Linked DNA regions of Homo sapiens: region 2 is linked to region 1. A link is a contact called in ENCODE POLR2A ChIA-PET data. All regions are on one chromosome and are shown on one strand. Each heading gives the region's core, a stretch centred on a gene start or an enhancer-like site at or near the end of the contact. The rest is flanking DNA. Distances are from core to core; before and after follow the strand shown. Region 1 overlaps TGM2 (transglutaminase 2). Region 2 holds the start of LBP (lipopolysaccharide binding protein).

Evidence for each region. ChIA-PET counts read pairs that join two places held with the same protein, here RNA polymerase II (POLR2A).
Region 2: POLR2A ChIA-PET joins it to region 1 with 11 read pairs in AG04450. The contact joins the promoter of LBP here to the enhancer-like site in region 1. POLR2A ChIA-PET finds 5 or more read pairs at or near these places in 3 of 52 experiments (AG04450, GM12878 and Panc1).

The regions. Positions count from the first base shown.
Region 1 is chr20:38,140,520-38,147,031 of GRCh38, forward strand. TGM2 (transglutaminase 2) reads right to left here. Exons shown (of 13, transcript NM_004613.4): 6 at 6,198-6,375; 7 at 1,545-1,680; 8 at 763-866. Among named protein-coding and RNA genes, the nearest start is that of TGM2, 21 kb to the right of the region's middle. RefSeq lists enhancers at 1,716-2,385, 2,386-3,054. Within about 2 kb of position 3,817, at least 22 of the 41 ENCODE cell types and tissues checked have a DNase peak (open chromatin) inside an H3K27ac peak, as active enhancers do.
Region 2 is chr20:38,343,244-38,349,310 of GRCh38, forward strand. LBP (lipopolysaccharide binding protein) reads left to right here and starts at 3,239. Exons shown (of 15, transcript NM_004139.5): 1 at 3,239-3,397. The coding sequence starts at 3,274. RefSeq lists an enhancer at 515-1,292.

The DNA.
Region 1 (6,512 bases), core at 2,567-5,066:
TCTTCAATTGCAAAAGCAGGAAATGACCATAGCAGCCTGAGGAGCACTTAGGACTTGTCACTCATAAGAACCACAGGCGTGGTCATTACAACCTTACAGCTGTCCCAGATGGCAGGAAATTAATTTATGCTCATAAATTATCTCTACAACTATATTATGGAACTTACTGACTCTACCGCTAGATCTTGTTCTATAAAGAAGCATATGTTATTATATCATAAATTCATTTTTTAAAACTTGTGACAACTGTATTTTAATGTAATTGGTTTTCTTTGTAACGCTATGTATTATATTTTATACATTTAAAAATATTCCTAGAAAGTGTCCATATGCATCACAAAATTGTGCCTTAGTGTACTCTCTCTTTCAAACACACAGGTACTACATATATATATGTGTGTTTATATACATACATATATAAACACACACATATACACCCGCATACAAATACACGATTTGAAATCAGTGGAAGCTCGTGTGAATGTTAATGCTGCTTATTTTAGAGGGAGGAGACAAAGATGCTATTTGATTTTTTTCTTTGAGCTTCTCTGTATTTCCTGCTTTCCGCAATGCACGTGAATTATTTTTGAGATTTATCAAGAAGTGTGTTATTAAGATGTAAGTGAGGTCCCCCACCCTTCTGTGGACCCATCAGTGGTCTCCGGGTGAGCTCCTAGTTCTGCCGCCCTCCAGCTGAGTCACTTTAACTCTCCAAGCCTCGTCTTCCCCATCTGTTTGACGCGACAGTGCCCGCCCACGCACCTTCGCTCTTCTCCTGGGGCGTTGGGTCCAGGGCCTGCCAGCCCTCGTACCCCGGCTGCAGGTCCGGCCTGGTCATCCACGACTCCACCCAGCAGTGGAAGTTCCTGAGGGGGATAGGGGGGCGGGAATGAAGCAGAACATGAGCAACATTCATCGCCACCTCCCACGGGCAGACCATGCATTCATGTCCCCAGATGCAAGCTCGCCTCGTCCCAAACTGAGCCCAGGGTGTCTCCCCACTGCCTTGTTCTTCCCCCCACGGGGGCCCATCTCACAGCACCCTCTCTAGCCAAGGCGCCCACTCCTACACCTCAGAGCCCTTCTCAACTCCTCTCCCCTCCTTGCCCCTCTCAGTGGCCCCTTTGACCTCCTAATTTCTTGGCTCCATCCCTTCTTTTCTGTCCGTTCAGGGCTTATCACTCCCCACCTGGACCACGCCCCAGCCCCCCGCCCATCTCTTCCCCTCTAGCCCTCCTGGCAGTTGTCAGCCCCGCCCTCTCCCACTCTGAATCCTTGAGTGACAACCTATTGCTTTTGGAATCAAGCCTGGGCCCCCTAATGTGGCATTCCAGACTCCCGACAACATTTGCAGCATGATTCTTCCTGAGGCCCCATCATGTATGTGGTTGACTTTCCCTCTAGGCCTTCCCCAAGCCTGCTCAAATACTGCTGAACTTTTAAGGCCCAATTCAAATGTGACCTCCTCCAAGAAGCCCTCCAAGGTTTCCTCTCCATGGGGCCCTCCCTACTGGGCTCCGATCCCACCCTGGCCCCCACCTCACCAGATCATCTCGCTCTTGTCACCCTGGATCTCCCCAAACTCATTGCGGAAGTACTCGATGAGAAGGTTGCTGTTCTGGTCATGGGCCGAGTTGTAGTTGGTCACGACGCGGGTAGGGATGCCCAGGCACCTCAGCACTGTTGGAGAGGAGTGGAAAGCGGGGTGAGGTCCTGGAGACATCCGCCCTGCTCTGGGCCTCCACCTGCCCATCTGCATTCCAGGGAACACTGTACCTGCTGTCCAAGTGCTGAGAACATGAGCCAGCCCTTCCTGCCGGGACAATGGCGCCCACCTCTCTGGTCACCCCATGTCCATTCTATGCCCCTCACATCACAGTTGCCAGAAGGAGACTCTAAAATACAAACCCCGGCCAGGCGTGGTGGCTCACGCCTATAATCCCAGCACTTTGAGAGGCCGAGGGGGGCCTGAGGTCAAGAGTTTGAGACCAGCCTGGCCAATATGGTGAAACCCCGTCTCTACTAAAAATACAAAAATTAGCCAGGCATGGTGGTGCACGCCTGTAATCCCAGCTACTCAGGAGGAGGCTGAGGCAGGAGAATTGCTTGAACCTGGGAGGCGGAGGTTGTGGTGAGCCAAGATTGCACCACTGCACTCCAGCCTGGGCGACAGAGTGAGACTCCATCTCAAAATGAAATAAAGTACAAATCTGATGTCACCACTCCTGTGATCAATTGTCCTTGGTTCCCCATGGCCCTTGAGGTCAAGGCCAGTGCCCTGGCCATGGCCCTTGGCCCTGCAGGGTCTGGCCCCTGAACCCCTCCTCGCACGCTGTGCTCCTCCACACTGGCCTCCAGCATGCTCTGCCTCTGCCAGCTTCAAGGCATCGGTGTCTGCAATTCCCTCTGCCTGGAAGGCTGCCTGCCAGGTTCAGGTTGCCCCATCATTTGCATTCATAGCACGGCTGGAGATCCTTCATCCTTCCAGTGTACAGGCATGTGAGGGATTCTTTAATTAGTCCTCCAAGGCCAGTGAGGGATCTGTCTTATGTTAGATCCTGGAGCCCAGCACAGGCCTGTCATTGACTATTTTGTCAAATGGGATGAAGGAGTGGAGGAAGGAGAGAGGAGAGGAAAGAGGGAGGGAGGGAAGGAGTGATTGAATGACTGACTCTCCCCAAGATAGGGACTTAAAGACTCAAACAGCAGAACAGGCAGAGGAGGGCACAGAGGTCGGGAGACCCAGCTGCTTTCAGCTGTGTGACCTGGGACCAGTCCCTTCATGTCTCTGGGCCTTGGTTCCATCTCTTTGTGCATTAGTGATGCCACTGAGGACTCATCATCATTCCCAATGTACAAGAACACGGATGCACGTGGCCCTATAAATAGGTCGCAGCACAGATCAGGGTCCTCAGACTTGTCCGGAGGGAGGGCCCTGCATACCTGCCAACGCCCTGTTTGCTGGGAAAGGGGCTGATGTTGCAATGACAGGTTAAACAGCAACAGGACATTGACTGGCATCTGCAAGCTGAGCTCAGCTCAGAGAGGCGAGGAGCACAGGGGAGGGAGGAAAATCCCGGTGTGGATCTCACCCACACGGCCCACTGGGTGCTCCTGGCAGACGGAATTATGGGTGCTTTTACTCTCTCATTTTAAAAATGTGCTTTTTATGTGTATTGTAAAAGTAACAGATTCCCAGAAAAAAATATCTAAAAAATGAAGAGAAACAAGATTAGGCGTAATAAGGTAATCTGTGGGACTTTTGTTTTACTTTTAGTTTTGATTGAAGTTGAGTTTGGGAGTGGGGGAGAAGGGATGCGACCTTTGCCCTGGGGCCACCATCGATAGGCCAGGGTAAGAGCTTACTGGTTGGCCCTGGATTCCTGCCAGGAGATTTGTAGGAGCTTCGAGGAAGGAGGAAGGAACAGCTATGACCTCCCCCTCTTGCCTGGTTTCTGTCCCCCTGAGGCCTGGGCAGGGCTCAGCCCTAAGGCTGCCCTCAGTGAAGGCTGGTGTCCTAACCACAGGTCTTATCCCACCATGCAGTGGGCCTGAGGACAGACCGGAGGACGGGGGAGGTCTGTCTCTGCTTTCCAGGGAGCCAAGTGCCACTCTTGCCCCAGGGGTGGTGTCCCGGGAGGCCTCCTCATCAGTCTAACAGGAGGCTGCCCCAGCACCGTGCACACCTGGATCAGAGACTGACCCTGCTGCTCACCAGCTGTATGACCTTGGGCAAGCCACTCCCCTCTCTGAGCCTCCATTTCCTCCTCAGTAAGACAAGCTAATAATAGCAGCTTGTGGGGATTTGTGGTGATTCAGAGAGAGGCCGCGGGTGTGGGCACAGCCTTGTCTGCCCATTCCCAGAGCAAGCATTGAGGGGGTGCTCGGGAACAGCACAGTGTGTCATGGTGCCCGTTACGGCAAACGTCGTCCATCAGTGCTGGCTGATTCATGGACATTGAGGAAGTACAGTGAGGGATCCGGCTAAGAAAGCTGGAATGCCAGGCTCCCCTGGAAATCCCCAAACCCAAGCCTAACCGGAGCCAGAGACTGTGCTAAGTGATCTCTCCCTGGTATTAAGAGCTTCCTATGAATGAGATCAGTCACCATTGTCTCCATTTTATAGATGAGGAAATTGAGGCTTGGAGGCATCAATTCTCTTGCCCAAGTCCACCCAGGGGTTAGTGGCAGAGCTGGATTCAAACCCAGGCAGTCCAGCTCCAGAGTTCATGGGCCAATTCACCATTGGCTCCCCACGTGAACTCCACGGCCACAGTGGTCAGACAGCCCTTTTCTTGGCCAAGTTTTCCCTGGCTCCATCCTACACAGCCTGGGAAGAGGCTGCGGGGACCAGAACACAGCCCTGCAGTGGGCAGCTGAGGGGCAGGATCTGCTGCTCAATCTTCAGGCGGCCACAGCCCAGGGTGACCAGGATGACCAGGGTTTCTGCCGGTGAGCCTGGGGATCCAGGTCTTGGATTTCGGGGTTTTTCCAGGAAAACCCATGGGCTTCTTTGAAAAGAGGTGTTTTAGGGCTCTCAGAGGGAAGTGTCTGGCATGAAGGAGTTTCCACAAGAAAAAGGAATTCAGAGGTCACGGGGAACAGGCAGTCCCAGGCAGAGAGGCAGGAGTCAGAAGGCAAGGACAGCCGAGCTGAGAACCTAGGTTAGGCTGCCCTGACCCAGCCTGCTGGTGTGGAGGATGTGCTGGGGGCCCTGCCAGGCACCCTTTCCTGGGCCTTAGCACTGGTTTTGGAATCAGAAAAGCTGGAAGCCCCAGACCAGCCTTTTAGATTGAGCCTGGTAATAATAATAGTCGTGACAATAAATAGTATCATCACATAAGTATTTTCTATTATGCACCCAAAATCATTTTAAGCACTTCCCACATTCATTTATTTATTTAGAGATGAGGTCTCGCTCTGTCACCCAGGCTGGAGTACAGTGGTGCAATCATGACTCACCGCAGCCTCGACCTCCTGGGCTCAAGTGATCCCCCTGCCTCAGCCTCCCAAACAGCTAAGACTACAGGTGCACCACCACCACGCTCAGCTACCTCACACATATTAACTCATTTAATCCTCACAACCATCCCAGTATAAAGGTACTACCGTTGTGCCCATTTTACATACAATGGAACTGTGGTTCAGAGGAGTTAAGTGATTTACCTAAGGACACACAGCTGGTAAGAAGCAGAGCTAGGATTTGAACCCAGGCCTTGACTTCAGAATTTGTGCTCTCTCTCTTTTTTTTTTTTTTTTTTTTTTTTTGAGAGAGGATCTTGCTCCGTTGCCCAGGCTGGAGTGCAATGGTGCAATCATAGCTCATTGCAGCCAACCTCCAGGGGTCAAGCGATCTTCCTGCCTCAGCCTTCTGAGTAGCCAAGACTCCAGACACACAACCATGCCTGCTAATTTTTATTTTATTTTATTTTTTTGTAGAGACAAGGTCTCACTATATTGCCCAGGCTGGTCTCAAACTCCCGGCCTCAAGCAATCCTCATGTCTTGAGTCTACGTTCTTAGCCAGCATGTGATGCTAACCCATTCTCATAAGCACCATCATCAGCCTGGCAACAATCATCGACATTTTCTGGCCTTAAATTTTGAAGATTTTTGTTTTAGATTTATTTTACTTTTTTGGTTTTAAATTGCTCGATATTCCCCCTCTACATTTTAGAACATGCTTTCTTTCTTGACACTGATATTACTGTTAGGATCCAGTTATTACTGGCTAATATTTGCCGAGAGTGACACTGGGCTAGGTTCTGTGCTGAGTAGCTTCATGTCACACCCACTCTAGGAGGAAGGTCTTGATGTTGTCCCCATTTTCCAGACGAGGAAACTGAGGTTCAGAAAGAAGTCATTTGCTCAAGGTCACAGAGCAAGTGGTGGGAGGGAGGGGGTTTTTAACTCAAGTTAAAAATCCTGAGTTTTTGAGAACGTGGGCTCCAGTGCCCAAGTTCTCAGCCCTGAGCCCATGCAGTCTCTCCAATGATAGCCCTTGATCCTAACAACCACTGGAGGGATGGCTATTGGATAAAGGACCGGAGAGGGTGGTCACAGGCTCTAGGCCACATAGCGCATTGAGAGTGTTGGTGGCAGGGGGCAGGACCAGGGCAGGGATGTCCTGATTCCTACTCCAGTGCTCTTCGTGCCCCCTCCCAGGGCTCATGACCCACATCCCAGCGTGCAGCTCACCTGTGCAGGCCACGGCGGCGAAGACCCAGCACTGGCCATACTTGACGCGCTGGCAGCCGTGGTTCTTCCAGCGCCGCAGGATGTCCACGCTGCCGATCCAGGACATGGGGCTGACGCCGTCCCCGTAGTTGTTGTCCCAGCGTCCCAGCAGCACACCCTGGTCATCGTTGCAGTTGACCTGCAACCAGTGGGGCAGCACGGGGACTGAGCCTGGGATGGGGTGTCGGCTGTGCCGCCTGGGTGAGCCTGAGTACAGCAGGGGGTGAAAGCTGGGGAGGGGAGCTCCAGGGTGAGGAAAGAGCAGGTGCAAAGGGG
Region 2 (6,067 bases), core at 1,989-4,488, 200 kb after region 1:
TTGAGAGACGCAGGCAAGTTTTAAAGCAGAGGCAAAGGTTTATTGAAAGAAGCAAAGTACAACTGAGAGATCAAGTGCCCCGCTCAACCTTTGGCTCGGGGCTTTTATACACTGGCTTGGTTCTGGGGTTTCTTCTCCTCCTTGATTCCTCCCTTCGGTGGGCTGCTGCGCCCTCCCTGCATGCGCAATGGCCTGCCAGCACTTGGGAGGGGCCGCATGCGCAGTGTGTTTACTAAGGTTGTGCGCATGCTCACTTGGGGTGATTTTCCCTTACTGGTCCGTCGCCGCAAGAAAAAGGTCATATACAAGTCAGACTCCAACATTTGCCCTTCTGCTCGACCTTACCAGGGAATTGTGGTTTGCTGGCTCCAGATGATGTCAACTATCTGTTAGGGAACTCCTCTCCCTCTTGGCGCCATTCGTGGCCACTTATCATGTCAGAGGGACAGTTTTATGATCGCCTGTCCATCATTTGATGCACTGCCATTTCTGGGGGCCCTCTCCTGCACAAGAACACAATAAACAGCCTTGTTAAAAGAGTCCCTATTTCACTGCAATAAGACTGAGTGGTGGCCAGAGTGGTAGCAGCTGTTGCTTTTGTGGAATTGGATGGACAGCCTGGTAGGAGAAAGGCCCAGGGGTTCTGACCAGCAGTGGGGTCGTGCTGCTCCCTGAGGCCTCTGCTGGGTCCTGGGCCATCAGCAGGGACCTTAGCCAGCAGTGGGCACCTGCAGGGGTGGAGGCCAGGCCTGGGCCATGTGGCAGCTCTAAGGTCCAAAGATTGCTGCTGTGGGAAATTCCCACCCCTGCAAATGACTCCCAGCCAGGGACATCCTTAAACTGCTGCCAGAGGAAGAGTGACATCTATGTCCCCATAAGATCCTTATGCTCCAGAATGTCCTCCCCCACTCTCCTCCCCTCCTGGGCAGGCTGAGGTCCAGGAAGCAAAGGCCCCTAGGCACACTGGGGATGCACCTGTGAGCCCTTTCCTGCTCCAAAGCCTCCCAAAGGCTGGCTCCTTACCCTGAGGCCTCTGCTCAGCTTGTTGCCTCCCAAGAGAACCCTGCCCTGACCAGAGTTTTGGAATGGCATCCTGCAGACCTGGACTTAAATTCCTGCTGGGTGACTGCAGCCTACATCACTTCACCCTGCCAAACCTCAGTTTCTTCATCTCAAGACAAGACTAAAATATCCACCTGGGGTTGCTGATGCAAGGATGAGAGGAGACGTGCAGCTTAACCAGCACAGCGCCTGCACATAGTAGGTGCTCAATAAATATCAGTTTCTTTCCAATTTCTGCTGGGTGCTGCAAGGATCTCAGGAAATGGAAGACTCAGCCGTGCCTGCAAGGAGCCATCAGACTGGTGGTGTGGGGACTGAGGGGAGGGACGGATGAGGATCCCAACAAACCTCAGCCCCAGTGACAGGAGCAACACGGTACAGAGGAGCAGAGAGGCCTGGACTGTGGGGTTCCCTGTGCTTAACGTGGGACATTCTGATCTTAACCTCAGTGCCTGCCAGTGCTGTTTGTGACCTATTGGGAGTCACCCTGTTAATCCCACCACATTCAGTTGGTTGAGGCCATCATGAAAACCTGCCCAATTTCAAGGGAAGGGGGCAGAAACATTACCTTTTGATGGAAGGAATATCAAAGAATTCGTGGGCATATTTTTAAAGGACCACAATTATCAAAAAGCAGAGTGGTTAATGCTGTGGTGGGGAAAGCGCAAAGGGTTCTGGGACCTCAGAGGGGACCCTTTCTAGAATCCAGAGAAGCATGGGAGTGGTCAGGGAAGGCTTCCTGGGGGTGAGGGCAAAGCAGAACTCACAAATGTAAGCAGGGCTGGGGCAAAACTCTAAAAATTAAACACAGTCTGTACTATAAATTTTGTTTTCCAGAATGAAATTTTACTATCTTTACTTACTGCGAATATATGCCCGGGACCATACCCCCAAGAAAATAAAAATTTTAGAGGCTGGGCATGGTGGCCCAAGTCTATAATCCCAGTATTTTGGAAGGCCAAGCGGGAGGCTTACTTGAGCTCAGGAGTTCGACACCAGCCTGGGCAACATAGCAAGACCTCGTCCCTACTAAAATACAAAAAATTAGCTGGACATGGTGGCTCACACCTGTAGTCCCAGCTACTTAGGGGGCTGTGGTGGGAGGATCACTTGAGCCCAGGAAGTTGAGGTTGCAGCGAGCGATGTTCATGCCACTGGACTCCTGCTTGAGCAACAGAGTAGACTTTGTCTCAAAAAATGAAAAAAGAAAAAAAAATTGTACGTATCAACAAGCAAAAACTTTTTTAACACTTATAATTCTACCCCCACAACCAGAGACAATGCCTCATGACTCCTTGCTAAATATTTTCCAGATTGTTGAACATAGAAGCCTATTTTGAACCCCCCAAAATAGAACCTTACTCTATGGTGCCATCGGAAACGGATGCCTCATGACATCCCTTTCCTTGCCAAGAAATACCTTTATTTCTGCAGCCTCACTTTAAGGGGCATGTCATAATTCATTTAACCAATGCCCTTCTGGTGGATACATGAGGTTGGGTCTCACTTCTCCTGTCCTGTTTCCCACAGCATAGCAGTGGTATCTTGGAGCAGTGATTTACTGGCACACTGACTCAATTATGTATTTAAGGGCAAGTCCCTGAAATTGAATTCCTGGGTCACAGGGCATGCAACTGTTTAAACATTTGCCAATTGCCTTCCAGAAAATTTCACCACCAGCAAGGTTTGAGAAACACTGTTTTCCCATTGGGGGAAACATTTATTTTTTAAATAAACGAGCCAATATATTTTAAAAAAGAGAGTTTGGTTGGTGCCAGATGTAGCTTCACTCTCAACCCTGCCCTCTGCTGGGGGTGAGATCTCAAGGGAGCTATGTGGCTTTTTTGAACCTCAGTTTCCTCATCTGCTAAACCAGGCCTTCCTAGCCGAGCTCTTAAGAGACTGGCTGAGATGAGGCAAGATGAACAGTGATGAATATGGGGTCTTTCTGTGGGGAGGGTGGACAGGGATGATCATAGGAGTCAGGCTTCCTCATCCACTGATCTGGGCAGTGAAAACTGGCTTCTAAGTATGACCTTATGACTTCAGTGATGTCGCAAGCAGGTTCCAGTCCCTGTGCCTCCCCTTCCCGCTCCCAGGAACCCATCCAGCCTCAGGAACTGCCCCCAGCCATCGAGCCTTGGCTACTTAAGGGACCTGGGCCCAATCCACAGCTGGGACAGTCCTGGCCCACTGCACTGGGAATCTAGGATGGGGGCCTTGGCCAGAGCCCTGCCGTCCATACTGCTGGCATTGCTGCTTACGTCCACCCCAGAGGCTCTGGGTGCCAACCCCGGCTTGGTCGCCAGGATCACCGACAAGGGACTGCAGTATGGTAAGAAGCCACATCTGCTGGCTGGACTTGGCAAACCCACGCTCCAGGCTGCTCTGGGTACAGTGGGGACAGGGAGTGGGGACACAGACCGGACCCTCTCCCTGGGGCAGTGCCACCTTCTGGGTCAGGTGGCTCTGGCTCCTATTCTGGCCTTACTGCCCACCAGCTGAGTGCCCTGGGCATGTTATTTGTGGTAGTGAGGTCCTCCACCAGCCAACAGAACACAGCTTTGCGTGCAAGTAGTTGATTTGGGAAATGATTCCAGGAAACACTGTAGGGAATCGGTACTGAGATGAGGAAGGGAGGGCAGCCAGGAGAGAGTGTGCAATTAAACCAGCCACCACCTCTGATGATGGGAACCACTCAGCTGGGAAAATTCTGCGTAAAGTTTGGAAACACATGCCTCTGAACTGGAAGTCAGAATTGTGGTCACCTCTAGAGGCAGGCAGAGACCCTGAAGGGCATGAGGGAGGTCTGCCGGGGTGCTGGAAGTTGCCATATCTTGATCCAGGTGGTGATCACATTCCTGTATAAACATTAAAAATTATTTAGCAATACCTTTAAAATTTGTGCCCGTTAGGTACTTTATGTATATTATTCCTCAATTTTAAAGAATGGGCAGGCCAGGCACAGTGGCTCACGCCTGTAATCCCAGCACTTTGGGAGGCCGAGGTGGGTGGATAGCTTCAGGCCAGGAGTTCGAGGCAAGCCTGGCCAACATGGTGAAGCCTCGCCTCTCCTAAAAATACAAAAATTAGCCAGTCTTGGTGGCAGCCAACTGTAATCCCAGCTACTTGGGAGGCTGAGGCAGGAGAATCGCTTGAACCCGGGAGGCAGAGGTTGCAGTGAGCCGAGATCATGCTGCTGCATTGCAGCCTGGGCAACAGAGGGAGACTGTCTCAAAAAAATAAATAAAAATAAAACAAAGAATGAGCAAAAGTAGGAGTATTTTTTTTTAAATACTGAAACAAAGCCTCCCGACTATCCAGGTGGCATGGGAACTGGGATATTTATACACCACAGTGATTGATTGAGGGCTTCTGGGCCGGGGGTTTGTCAACTCCCCAGCACTTCTGTCCTGTTGCATGTACCTGCTTTCTGCAGTTCCAGGACAAAAAGCCTCGGGACATACAGGCTCAGGGAGGCAGACATTGGCAGCTGGGAGTCAACTGTCACTCACTGGAAAGACTCAAGGATATGGACAGGCACTGACCACATGTCTTCTCACATCCCTAGAGCCTCAATTGCCTTACCTATTAAATGAGATAACAACATTCCCTTAGATAGGGTTGTTGGGAGCCCAGACTGGCTCGAGACAGGCAGAGGGAAATCAGGGAAGGATTCCAGGATATAGTAAAATGGAAAAGACAGTGGGAATTACCCAGGGACAAGGGGTAGCGTTCCAGGCGGAAGGACCCCAACATGTGCGTTTGCTAGAGGGAGAAGAGCAAATTGGAAAGAGGTGAAAGGGGAGGCTGCTGGTCATCTGTGTACCCATGTCTGCCTTGGGGACAGAAACCTGGGCCCCTCAGATCTCGGAACAGTGGGACCTGGTAACTGCTACTTGCATTGAAACTGTAAATCAGGGAAGTTTCTCTTTTGTTCCTTTGCACTGTGCACACACACCATGTTTATGTAACCAGTCCTCTGAGGTTGGACATTTTGGTCCTTTCCATATTTTTTTTTTTTTTGAAACGGAGTCTCACTCTGTTGCCAGGCTGGAGTGCAATGGCACAATCTCAGCTCACTGCAACCTCCGACTCCCTGGTTCAAGTGATTCTCCTGCCTCAGCCTCCCGAGTAGCTGGGATTACAGGCACATGCTACCACGCCCAGCTAATTTTTGTATTTTTAGTAGAGACAGGATTTCACTATGTTGGCCAGGATGGTCTCGATGATCCACCCGCCTCGGCCTCCCAAAGTGCTGGGATTACAGGCGTGAGCCACTGCGCCCGACCCCTTTCCATATTTTTAATAATATAAACCCTATTTGCTGTTCCAGGCATTTACTGAGTGCCTGCTGTGTGTCAGGCACCAAGCTAGGAGTGCTTGTTATCCTCACAGCCCCCTTCTTGCTTTGCAGTTTCAATGGCATGCCAATGAGGAAAGTTTAGTTTAGTTTAGTTTAGTTTAGTTTAGTTTAGTTTAGTTTTGTTTTGTTTTGTTTTGTTTGAGACAGAGTCTCACTCTGTCGCCCAGGCTAGAGTGCGGTAGTGCGATCTCGGCTCACTGCAATCTCTGCCTCCCGGGTTCAAGTGATTCTCCTGCCTCAGCCTCCTGAGTAGCTGAGACTACAGGTGCCTGCCACCATGCCCGGCTAATTTTTGTATTTTTTAGCAGAGATGAAGTTTCACCATATTGGCCAGGCTGGTCTCGAACTCCTGACCTCAGGTGATCTGCCCTCCTCGGCCTCCCAAAGTGCTGGGATTACAGGCGTGAGCCACCACGCCCAGCAAATGTATTGTTGTCATTGCTATTTGACAGATGAACAAAGTGAAGGTTGTTTGGGGACTTTGTCAAAGTCACCCAGCTAGAAAGATGCCCTCTTTCTCTAGCCCCCAGATCCTTCCAGTTTCTTCTACACAGGCCAGATGTCATGGAGAACAAGAAGGAGGACTATCCGTCCAAGCGCACAGCACTTTTGCCCTTGGGGATTTGTTGGCAAAGGCAT